2 separate regions of the Homo sapiens genome follow, and region 1 is linked to region 2. Evidence: read pairs that join two places in POLR2A ChIA-PET (ENCODE). Cell type or tissue: MCF 10A. All regions are shown on one strand. Each heading gives the region's core, and the rest is flanking DNA. Links, peaks and the distances in the headings are about the cores only.

Region 1 (5,373 bases), core at 310-5,309, 220 kb before region 2:
AGGCCTCCCAGCATCCGTCGTGCAGACCTGACGCCACCTGCCACCCGCAGACGCTGAGACCCGGAGCCCCTCTGCCCCTGGGCTGGCCGCGGAGGCTGCCTCTGGGGTGCGGTTTCCCAGGCTGTGTCTTTTCAGCGGGTGCGCAGGTTCCCGCCCTCCCAGTGTCCCTTCCTGCGGTCTGGACGTGGGGGCCCGCGGACCCAGCGTGGGGGCGCTGTGGGTGACAGAAGGTGGTGGAGCAGAGGCGGCTGCAGTGTGGACTCAAAAGCACGTGGGGGTGGGGGGTGGGGCAAGAGCAATCAGGTGGTCTGCGCCTGCTCTGCGACTTCCCAGCTGTGCGACCCTGGGAAGTTACCTCACCTCTTTGAGGCTCAGGCTTCCCTCATCTGTAAAATGGAAGAATAGGATCGACTTTGCAGGGTATCTGTGGGGATTCTTGATATACAGACCATATGAAAGACCTTCCGTAAGAGAGGGATGCTTTTCTGCCTAGATTTTATAGCCTCTATCCTTGTATTAAAATTGATTATCAAAATGTTTACGATTTCCCCTGCCCTTAGAAATAACAGAATCATGGCTAGGCGCGGTGGCTTACGCCTGTAATCCCAGCACTTTGGGAGGCCGAGGCGGGTGGATCACCTGAGGTCAGGAGTTCCAGACCAGCCTGGCCAACATGGCGAAACCTCATCTCTACTAAAAATACAAAAAAAAAAAAAAAAAATTATCCGGGCATGGTGGCACGCACCTGTAATCCCAGCTACTTGGGATTCCCTCTTGTGAAAGGTGGGAGAGGGGAGAAGGGACAGGAGAGGTAACACTTCTCTGAGTCCAACTCACCCTTGAACAACACAGGTTTGAACTGTGGGTCCATGTCTGTGCCTTGACCACCCCTGAGGCAGCATGATCAACCCCTCCTCCTCCTCTTCCTCAGCCTACTCAATGTGAAGATGAGGATGAAAACCTTTATAATAATTCACTTACACGTAATGAATAGTAAATTTTTTCTTATGATTTTCTTTTTTTTTTTTTGAGATGGAGTCTGCTCTGTTGCCCAGGCTGGAGTGCAGTGGCATGATCTTGGCTCACTGCAACTTCCACCTCCTGGGTTCAAGCAATTCTCTCTGCCTCAGACTCCTGAGTAGCTGGGACTACAGGCACCCACCACCATGGCTGGCTAATTTTTTTTTTCTTTGTATTGTTAGTAGAAACAGGGTTTCGCCATGTTGCCCAGGCTGGTCTTGAACTCCTGACCTCAGGTGATCTGCCCACCTCAGCCTCGCAAAGTGTTGGGATTACAGGCATGAGCCACTGTGCCCGGCCTTTCTTAATAACATTTTCTGTATTGTAAGATACAGTATGTAATACATATAACATACAAAATATGTGTTAATCAACTGTTCCTGTTATTGGTAAGGTTCCCAGTCAACAGCAGCCTATCAGTACTTATGTTTTTGGGGAATCAAAAGTTATATGTGGATTTTCAACTACACAGGGGGTTGGCACCTCTAACTCCTGCATTGTTCAAGAGTCAACGGTACATCTTTGTATAATTCTGACTTATAGAACTATTTGTGTTTCATAGAAAAAAAAATTTAAATCAACAAGGAATTGGAGAAGGGTGGTAGAGATGGCCCAAAATGGAATACGAACAGAAACAAGTGAACTTGCTGTTTTACAAATGAATAACGTGCACTCGGGCATCCTAGGGGAGCAGTGACCTATGTAGCTTTAGAAACAGTGTTTTGACTATATGCTCTATGACTAAAGGGGAGAAAAACTGCACAATATTTTGCCGTTGGTAGAGGAGCACACATCTCACATCTAACTCACATCTTTCTTTTTCACAGAGGTGTGAGTTAGAAATCCATGAACTACTTGATGTGGATTCTGGCACTGAGCAAGTATATATACTGCAGCTAGCAAGAGCCAGATTTCTCACCATCAGGAAAATGGCTAAAAATAAGGAAAGGGGATGGATGCAGTGGCTCATGCCTGTAATCCCAGCCCTTTGAGAAGCTGTGGCAGAAGAACTGCTTGAGGTCAGGAGTCCAAGACCAGCTAGGGCAACATAGCAAGACCCCTATCGCTACAAAAAAGATAAAACATAAAAAATTTAGCCAGGTGTGGTGGTGCACACCTGTAGTCCCAGCTACTTGGGAGGCTGAGGCAGAGGATCACTTGAGCCCAGGAATTCAAGGCCACAGTGAGCTATGATCGCACCACTGCAGTCCAGCCTGAACAACATAGTGAGACCATGTCTCTAAAAAATTAATAAGAAGAGTAGGCTAGAATGAACATTATGGTGTTGGACTGGCATTGGAGACATCACTGTGAACTCCTGGTTTTTAAAATACATACAGATATAGAAAGAGCTTTAGAGATGCACATGTGTGGACATGTATTTCCTAACTCTATCCACTGGAAGGGCCTAAAAGTACTAACACCCAATACCACTGAACTCACCCAACACCCAGATCTTGTTTTTTTTGTTGTTGTTGTTGTTTGGTTTGGTTTGGTTTTGTTTGAGATGGAATTTCGCTCTTTCACCCAGGCTGGAGTGAAGTGGCCCAATCTCGGCTCACTGCAACCTCCACCCCCTGGGTTCAAACAATTCTCTTGACTCAGGCTCCTGAGTAGCTGGGATTACAGGTGCCCACCACCACGCCCAGCTAATTTTTGTATTTTTAGTAGAGACAGGGTTTCGCCATGTTGGCCAGGCTGGTCTCAAACTCCTGACCTCAGGTGATACACCTGCCTCGGCCTATCAAAGTACTGGGATTACAGGCATGAGCCACTGTGCCTGGCCAGATCTTGGTTTTGAATGCTGTTCTCAATAAAAGGCACCAAGACTCTGGAAGAAACGAATATTTCCAGGGCTATGGCAAGGAAAGTACAAGCTGAGCTTTCAACATCTTGTGGAGCCAAAAGGCAAAGCCTCTGACAAGCTGTGGGGAAAGTCATCAGAGGAACATCAGCATGGAGTGGACAGTAGAGGGAGGGGACAGCCTGCGAAGCCTTCAGAGAGGAGGGAAATGAGAAGAAGGAGACTTCAAGGGCGAGGAAAGGGTGGCGGTGTCAGATGTTGCCGAGATTAAGATCAGATCTAAAAACCATCTTTCTAGAAGCCTTTGCTGCAGATGTCCCTGGTGTCCTTGAGAAAAGAGTTTTGATGGGGGGCTGAGGAGACGTAACAGGTGTCACAGGTGCACAGAGGAGTTGTAGATGAAGAACAGCAGTCAGGGAATTGGGGGACTATTCCAAGACCTTTGGCTGTGAACAGAAGGAGAGGGCAGGATTGGAAGGGGGCACACGCTTAGGGAGAGGCTTGGTTCTGGATTCTCTTGAGAACATGGCAGCCTCAACAGGAGCCAAGGGCAGTAGAGACAGGCTAGCTGCTCAGCCAACCCATTCCCTCTTCTTCCTGATGTGTAGCTGCAGCACCTGCCCAGCCTCCTTGGGACTAGAGGTGTGGCACAGGACCATGAGTGGTGAAAACATATCTAGGCCTGGCCTGCACCAAGTGCTCCCACTGGATCCTCCTTGTTCTCTCCTATCTACTTGCTGAATGAAGATCTTTCCAATGACCCAGAACAGGACAGAGGAACAAAACAGAGGAAGCCTGGGTCCCCAGATGACCACACAGAAGGCCACCTGCCCAGGAATACCCCACTCTGAATGTAGCATGAGTGAGAAACAAACACTTAACTGTGTTGCACTGCTAAGAACTGGGGTCCATCCACTATAGCAGGTAGAGTTAACCTAATAAACTGGTTAAGGACATTCTTGTACCTCCATGCAATGGAGCACTACAGCTATAAAAACAAAGGGAGCAGCTGTTCATTACAGATATGAAATGATCTCCAAAATACTTTCAACGACAAAAAGGCAAGGTATAGGAAAATGTGTTATAGCTTGTTGCTATGTGTCAAAAATCGGTAGGAAGCCAGGCGTGGTGGCTCACGCCTGTAATCCCAGCATTTTGGGAGGCTGGGCCAGGCGGATCACGAGGTCAGGAGATCGAGACCATCCTGGCTAACATGGTGAAACCCCGTCTCTACTAAAAATACAAAAAATTAGCCGGGCGTGGTGGCACGCACCTGTAGCCCCAGCTACTTGGGAGGCTGAGGGAGGACACTTGCTTGAACCCGGGAGGCGGAGGTTGCAGCAAGCGGAGATTGCACCACTGCACTCCAACCTGGGTGACAGAGCAAGACTCTGTCTCAAAACAAAACAAAACAAAATCGGTAGGAAAAGAATACATAATTCCTTGTCTTGAACAGTGGAAGACAAGAAGAAGCCAATAATATTGGCTCCTTCTATACAAAGGAGCTGGGTAGCTAGAGGATGAGTGGGAGACTTCCACTTGTACCTATTGAATTTTGAGTAGTGTCAATTTTATACATTTTTTAAAATAGACATGTAAAGGGAGTGTGCCAGAGATGTGGGCATATTGTTACAAAAGCCAGTAGAAACAAAATTTCTAAAAAGACAGAGAGAAAGCAGACAGCGGATAGAGGGAAGTCCTTGAGCCCTTGAAGGCAGGGGATGGAGAGTGGAGCGTAGGGAGAGGGAGCTGCCACGGCTGGGAGGAAGGCCACTGAGGACAGGAGGTAGGATGCTGGAGACGTCAGAGCAGGCAAGCATGTAGGGTGAGTATGCGGGAGCAGGAAGGTGGTGGGGAGATTTCTCTCAAATGGCTTTTATCAGGAGATGAAGTTACCTAATAAAAATGAGATGGTGGCTCTGACTCCAGGGAAGAACAGGAGGACAAAGGAAATAAAAGCTTGTAGGGGAGCACTGCTGGCCCAGATGAGACTGGAGCCACAAGCTTAGAATGAAACCAACCAGCCCGAGGTAGGATTTCTGCTAGCACCCCAAAATAGGGGAGGAGCATGGGACATGTATTAATTGACTCAGGATAGAAATTTCTATGGAGCAGGTGACAGAGGGGCTGGGAAGACCAGAGATTTAGGGATATTGGCAAGAGTGGTAAGTTGGTCCATGTGGGACAGGATGCATCCGAAAGGAGATTTTGAAGGGGACTGACAGACTTGGGAGAAAGAGAAATCAGAGAGCTGGAGATGTTATTGAGGGGAAAAGAACCTAAGAATAGTGCAAGCAACTGAGAGTGAGGAGTCCCATTCACATTTTCACGGGTGAAGGAACGCTTACAGACTTTTTTTTTTCTTGAGAGAGTTTCGCTCTTGTTGCCCAGGCTGGAGTGCAATGGCACGATCTCAGCTCACCACAACCTCCACCTCCCAGATTCAAGTGATTCTCTTACCTCAGCCTCCCGAGTAGCTGGGATTGCAGGCATGCGCCACCATGCCCGGCTAATTTTGTGTTTTTAGTAAAGATGGGGTTTCTGCATGT
Region 2 (5,373 bases), core at 295-5,294:
CTCAGGCTCCCAAAGTGCTGGGATTACAGGCATGAGCCACCGTGCCCAGTGAGATAACACTGTTACAGCATCTAACAGCAAGAGGATGGCATAACCAGGAGAAAGATGCTGGAAGGGGCCGTAAATGACCACAATTCAAGGTCGGGCCACAACTTGCCAGGCTCGGGAGAACTCACTGAGGCTGAGGACAGCTTGGGAAGCTCTCGGTCCAGGTGCTGACTGGCAGCTTTCCCCTCGGACTTCACATGTGCATGGGACTCGAGCTTTCCTGGAAAGGCGCCCACCTTGCCTTCCCCTCCCTGATGAGGCTTCACTTCTGGGTGATGCTGCATCCTATTTTGAGGTTTTCCTATAGAATTGTTCAAGTGAGATTCCTCCTGTGAGATTCTCAGAAAATGTCTTGGAGGAAAGAATGTTTCTGAAAGGAGCCTGAGAAATCTCTTCCCCTTCTAGAGACGCTTGCTCTGCCGGGAGCTAGAAAGGAACGGATCTCCATGCTCTGGACCTCATTAGCGAACCTTACCTTGGAGGCAGCTGAGAGCCCTCCCGAGGGGTCCTGATCCTGGGCACCAGCTCGCTCTGTGATCTACCTAAGCCCTTCAATCCCCCGACTCTGCAATGTGAAATCCAAATGCTCCCGGTGTCCTTGTAGCTCTGTCACCCTGGATTCTTGTGGCAAAGAGAGATGGATCTCAGTGGGAGGCTGGTTTTGGATGGAGGGCCACAGGGACTCATGGTCTTGGTGGTGGTTACAGATTTCTTGAGAAATGTCATTCTTTGGCCGGGCACAGTGGCTCACGCCTGTAATCCAGCACTCTGGGAGGCTGAGGCAGGAAGATCACTTAAGGGCAGGAGTGCGAGACCAGCCTGCATAACATAGGGAAACCCGGTTTCTATGAAAAATTAAAAAATTAGCTGGGTGTGGTGGTGCGCACCTGTAGTTCCAGCTACTTGGAGGCTGACGTGGGAAGATCACGTGAGCCCAAGAGGTTGAGGCTGCAGTGAGCAGAGATTGCGCCGCCACTACACTCCAGCCTGGGCAGCAGAGAGAGACCCTGTCTCAAAAAAAAAAAAAAAAAGAAAAAAGAAAAGAAATGTTCCCAGTATGTGATAAGGAGTGAACTAGTGAACTAGTATGAGCAACATGTCCCAGTTTGCCCAGGAGTTTTTCTAGTTGTGGCACTGAGAGTCCTGCATCCTGGGAATCCCTCAGTCAAACAGGGACTGTCGGTCACCCGTCGTCCGTAGCTCCCTGTGGTAGGAGGAGGGTGAGCCAGTCCGAGTTGGTGGTGTGTCCTCCCCTCGCCTCTGCCCTCTGCTCCTTACACCTTTCTCCCCAAACAAGGTGGGGAGATTCTCTGCCAGAGAAGGGAAGGTAGAAAAGACCTGTTTAAGATGAACAGAGAAGATGCAGTGAGCTGAGATCGTGCTGCTGCACTCCAGCCTCAGTGACATAGTGGGACCCTGTCTAAAAAAAAAAAAAAAGAGCTGGACACGGTGGCTCACACGCCTGTAATCCCAGCACTTTGGGAGGCCAAGGCAGGTGGATCACCTGAGGTCGGGAGTTCACGACCAGCCTGACTGAGATGGGGAAACCCTGTCTCTACTACAAATACAAAATTAGCCAGGCATGGTGACGCATGCCTGCAATCTCAGCTACTCAGGAGGCTGAGGCAGGAGAATTGCTTGAACCCAGGAGGCAGAGGTTGCGGTGAGCTGAGTTTGGTTTGCCCCATTGCACTCCAGCCTGGGCAACAAGGGTGAAACTCCTTCTTAAAAAAAAAAAAATTAACAGAGAAGGGGAAAGAGTAAGTGTCAGGATGTCGCAGAGCCTGCCCTCCTCACCCTCACGATTATCAGGGCTTGGCCTCCTGCTTGGCACGGGCACACAGACGCTCCTCAGGGCCTACTTGGGCCTCCTGGTCTTCGGGCTCCCATGTGGGGCCGCGCAGCAGGAAGTCACATAGTGGTGTCCAACCTTTCCTCGGGTGCAATGCTCTTGTGGGCATTCACAGGTAGGGTGCCCAGGTGTGTGCCTGCTCATGTGCTCCCCCAACTAGCACCTTTCCCTGCTGCCGTGCTGCTGGGCCCACCCACTCACGAACTGTAACCGGAACTTCAGCAAAACACCCACGGAACTCGAGCTATGCAAATAGGTGCACACACACGGAGGGATCCAGGGAAGAGAGCCAGGAAGTGACACAGGCAGGCAGAGGATTCCTGGAGGGATCTGAAGGAGCATGTGTACAGGGAGTCAAGGACTGGCACGATGGCCTTTTGCTGTCCGGGGGCAGTGGCGTCTGTGCACACTGCACACTCACCTCTCCCAGCCTCCTTACCTATGCTCATGCCCGGGCCCCACAGGCCTTGGCATCGGTTTGGGGACAGGCCTGGAACATTAAGAGACATTTCCCACCCTCTCCCTGTAGGAACCTCCCAGGGTGGCCAGACCTGTGTGAGTACCAGGAGCCAGGTCTCTGGCACAGCTCCCCAGGAGAATGGGCAGGCCTGGGCGTGCTGAGGGAGCAGGCGTTGGGGGCTCTTACACAATCCCAGCCAGGCTCGCAAGGCGGGAGGGTAGAAAGGCTCCTGGCAGCTCCCCAGGCCCTTATGCCTGGATAAGGAAACCACAGTCTGAAACTCCTGGGTTTCTGAAGGGCTGGAAGGCGGGATTTTTTGAGACCTGCTCCACTCCACCTGCCTCCCAGACTCTGTCATGCCTTTGAGGCCAGAGGGGCTGCCAAGCATGTCGGGCACCAAATCACAGGCTTCCAGAAACTAGAGAGGCCAGTGCCCTCATTTCCCACTGAATACGGAAAGAACTTGCTGAAGACATTGTTCCTTTGTCCAGAGTCCTACAAGCTCTGTAAAGCCAACCCACTTAGGTACAGATAGCAGCTGGAAAATGGGGTGCAGTGGTTTCCCAAATGTGTCGGACACTATTTTAAGCACTTTCTGAATATTAACTTATTCAATTCTCACAATAATCCTGCAAAGTAGGAACTATTATTGTCTTCTCTTTTTTATTTGTTTTTATTATTTTTTTAATATGAAGTCTCACTCTGTTGTCCAAGCTGGAGTGCAGTGGCGCTATATCAACTCACTACAACCTCCACCTCCCGGGTTCAAGTGATTCTCCTGCCTCAGCCTCCTGAGTAGCTGGGACTACAGGCACGCGCCACCATGCCTGGCTAATTTTTGTATTTTTAGTAGAGATGGGGTTTCACTATGTTGGCCATGCTGTTCTCTAACTCCTGACCTCGTGATCAGTCTGCCTCGGCCTCCCAAAGTGCTGAGATTATAGGCGTGAGCCACCATGCCCGGCCTCTCTTTTTTATTTTTAATTTTTATTTTTATTTTTTATTTTTTGAGAAGAAGTTTCACTCTTGTCACCCAGGCTGGAGTGCAGTGGTGCCATCTTGGCTCACTGCAACCTCCGCCTGCCGAGTTCAAGCGATTCTCCTGCCTCAGCCTCCCGAGTAGCTGGGATTACAGGTGCCCACCACCGCGCCCAGCTAATTTTTGTATTTTTAGTAGAGACGGGGTTTCACCACATTGGCCAGGGTGGTCTCGAACTCCTGACCTCAGGTGATTGCCCGCCTTGGCCTCCCAAAGTGCGGGGATTACAGGTGTGAGCCATCACACCCAGCTTATTTTTAAATTTATTATTATTTTTTATTTTTCTCGAGACGGAGTCTTGCTCTGTTGCCCAGGCTGGAGTGCAATGGAGCAATCTTGGCTCTGCAACCTCCACCTCCTGGGTTCAAGTGATTCTCCTGCCTCAGCTTCCAGAATAGCTGGATTATAGGCGTGCACCACCATACCCAGCTAATTTTTTGTATTTTTAGTAGAGATGGGGTTTTACTATGTTGGCCAGGCTGGTCTTGAACTCCTGATCTCGTGATCCGCCCGCCTCAGCCTCCCAAAGTGCTGGGATTACAGGCGTGAGCCACAGCGCCTGGCCTATTTTTTATTTTTTAAGACAGAGTCTTGCTGTGTTGCCCAGGCTGGAGTACAGTGACACCATCATGGCTCACTGCAGCCTCAACCTCCTGGACTCAAACAATCCACTCACCTCAGCCTTCTGAGTAGCTGGGACTACAGGCACATGCCACCATGCCCGGCTAATTTTTAAAAAATTTTTAGAGTCGATGTTTCGTCATGTTGCCGAGACTGGTCTCCAACTCCGGAGCTCAAGCAATCCTCCTGCTTAGGCCTCCCAAAGTGCTGGGGATAGAGGTGTGAGCCACCACACCTGGCCGTCCTCTCTGTTTCTTAGAGGAGAGAAAGTAACTTGCCCAATTCACAAAGCTAGTGTATGTCAGGGCTGCCATTTGAACCCAGGCAGCTTAAAAATTCATTCTGCCTGATCTTTTGGGGATCAAGCAGATTTGTGAGATAACCAATTAGAAATATGTTGTAAATGGCTTTAGGAGCAGGCTTAGTTGCAAACTGAAGTGCCCACAGGGCCAGGCAGATGAAATCAATGTGTTACTCAGGCTGGGCGGGGAGAGGCCTGTGGGCCATGTGGACAGTGTGTAGACCACCCAGAGGTGTCCCTGTGAAAATTCCCCCAAAACAAGCCAGGCACAGTAGCAAGCATCTGTTGTCCCAGCTACTCAGGAGGCTGAGGTGCGAGGATAGCTTGAGCTCAGGAGTTGGAGTTCAGCTTGGGCAACATAGCAAGACCCCATCTCAAAACAAAACAAAACATGCCTGGAGGACATATTGGGTCCCTTGCTCACAGCAGCTCTAGCCGAAGCCCACTGTATCTCAGGCTGGGGTCAGGAAAGCAGGCTTACCAGGGCACACCAGCTTGTCTTGGGGGGTTTGAAGGGCAAGGTCACCAAAGTGCCTGACTTCCTCTGTAATAACAAAGGGCATGAGATGTATCAATGAGTGGAAGTGACAGAGGACAGGAAGAATAGTCTGTTCAGAAACAGCAAAAGAGGGCCGGTGTGGTGGCTCATGCCTGTAATCCCAGCACTTTGGGAGGCTGAGGCGGGCGGATCACTTGAGGTCAGGAGTTTGAGACCACCCTGGCCAACATGGTGAAACCCCGTCTCTACTAAAAATACAAAAATTAGCTGGGCATGGTAGCAGGTACCTGTAATCCTGGCTTCTCAGGAGGCTGAGGGAGGCAGGAGAATCACTTGAACCCACGAGGCGGAGGTTGCAGTGAGCCAAGATCATGCCAATGCACCCCAGCCTGGGCAACAGAGTGAAACTTCGTCTCAAAAAAAAAAAAGCCTGGCACGGTGGCTCACGCCTGTCATCCCAGCACTTTGGGAGGCCGAGGTGGGCGGATCATGAGGTCAGGAGTTTGAGACCAGCCTGGACAATATGGTGAAACCCCGTCTGTACTAAAAATAC

What was found. ChIA-PET counts read pairs that join two places held together with the same protein. Peaks named below come from ENCODE experiments on the same cell type or tissue, not always from the same donor. Only the 100,000 strongest peaks of a DNase experiment are listed, where the experiment ranks them.
Region 1: POLR2A ChIA-PET joins it to region 2 with 6 read pairs; 8 of 35 experiments call an interaction of 5 or more read pairs at or near these places.

What each region holds. Positions count from the first base shown.
Region 1 is chr2:231,483,942-231,489,314 of GRCh38, forward strand. LOC107985998 (a long non-coding RNA gene) reads right to left here and starts at 609. Exons shown (of 2, transcript XR_001739927.3): 1 at 1-609. In MCF 10A, for the core only: no CTCF peak of the experiment used is centred there; no DNase peak of the experiment used is centred there.
Region 2 is chr2:231,699,548-231,704,920 of GRCh38, forward strand. No RefSeq gene overlaps it. Among named protein-coding and RNA genes, the nearest start is that of PTMA, 6.3 kb to the right of the region's middle. In MCF 10A, for the core only: no CTCF peak of the experiment used is centred there; a DNase peak (open chromatin) is centred at 2,534.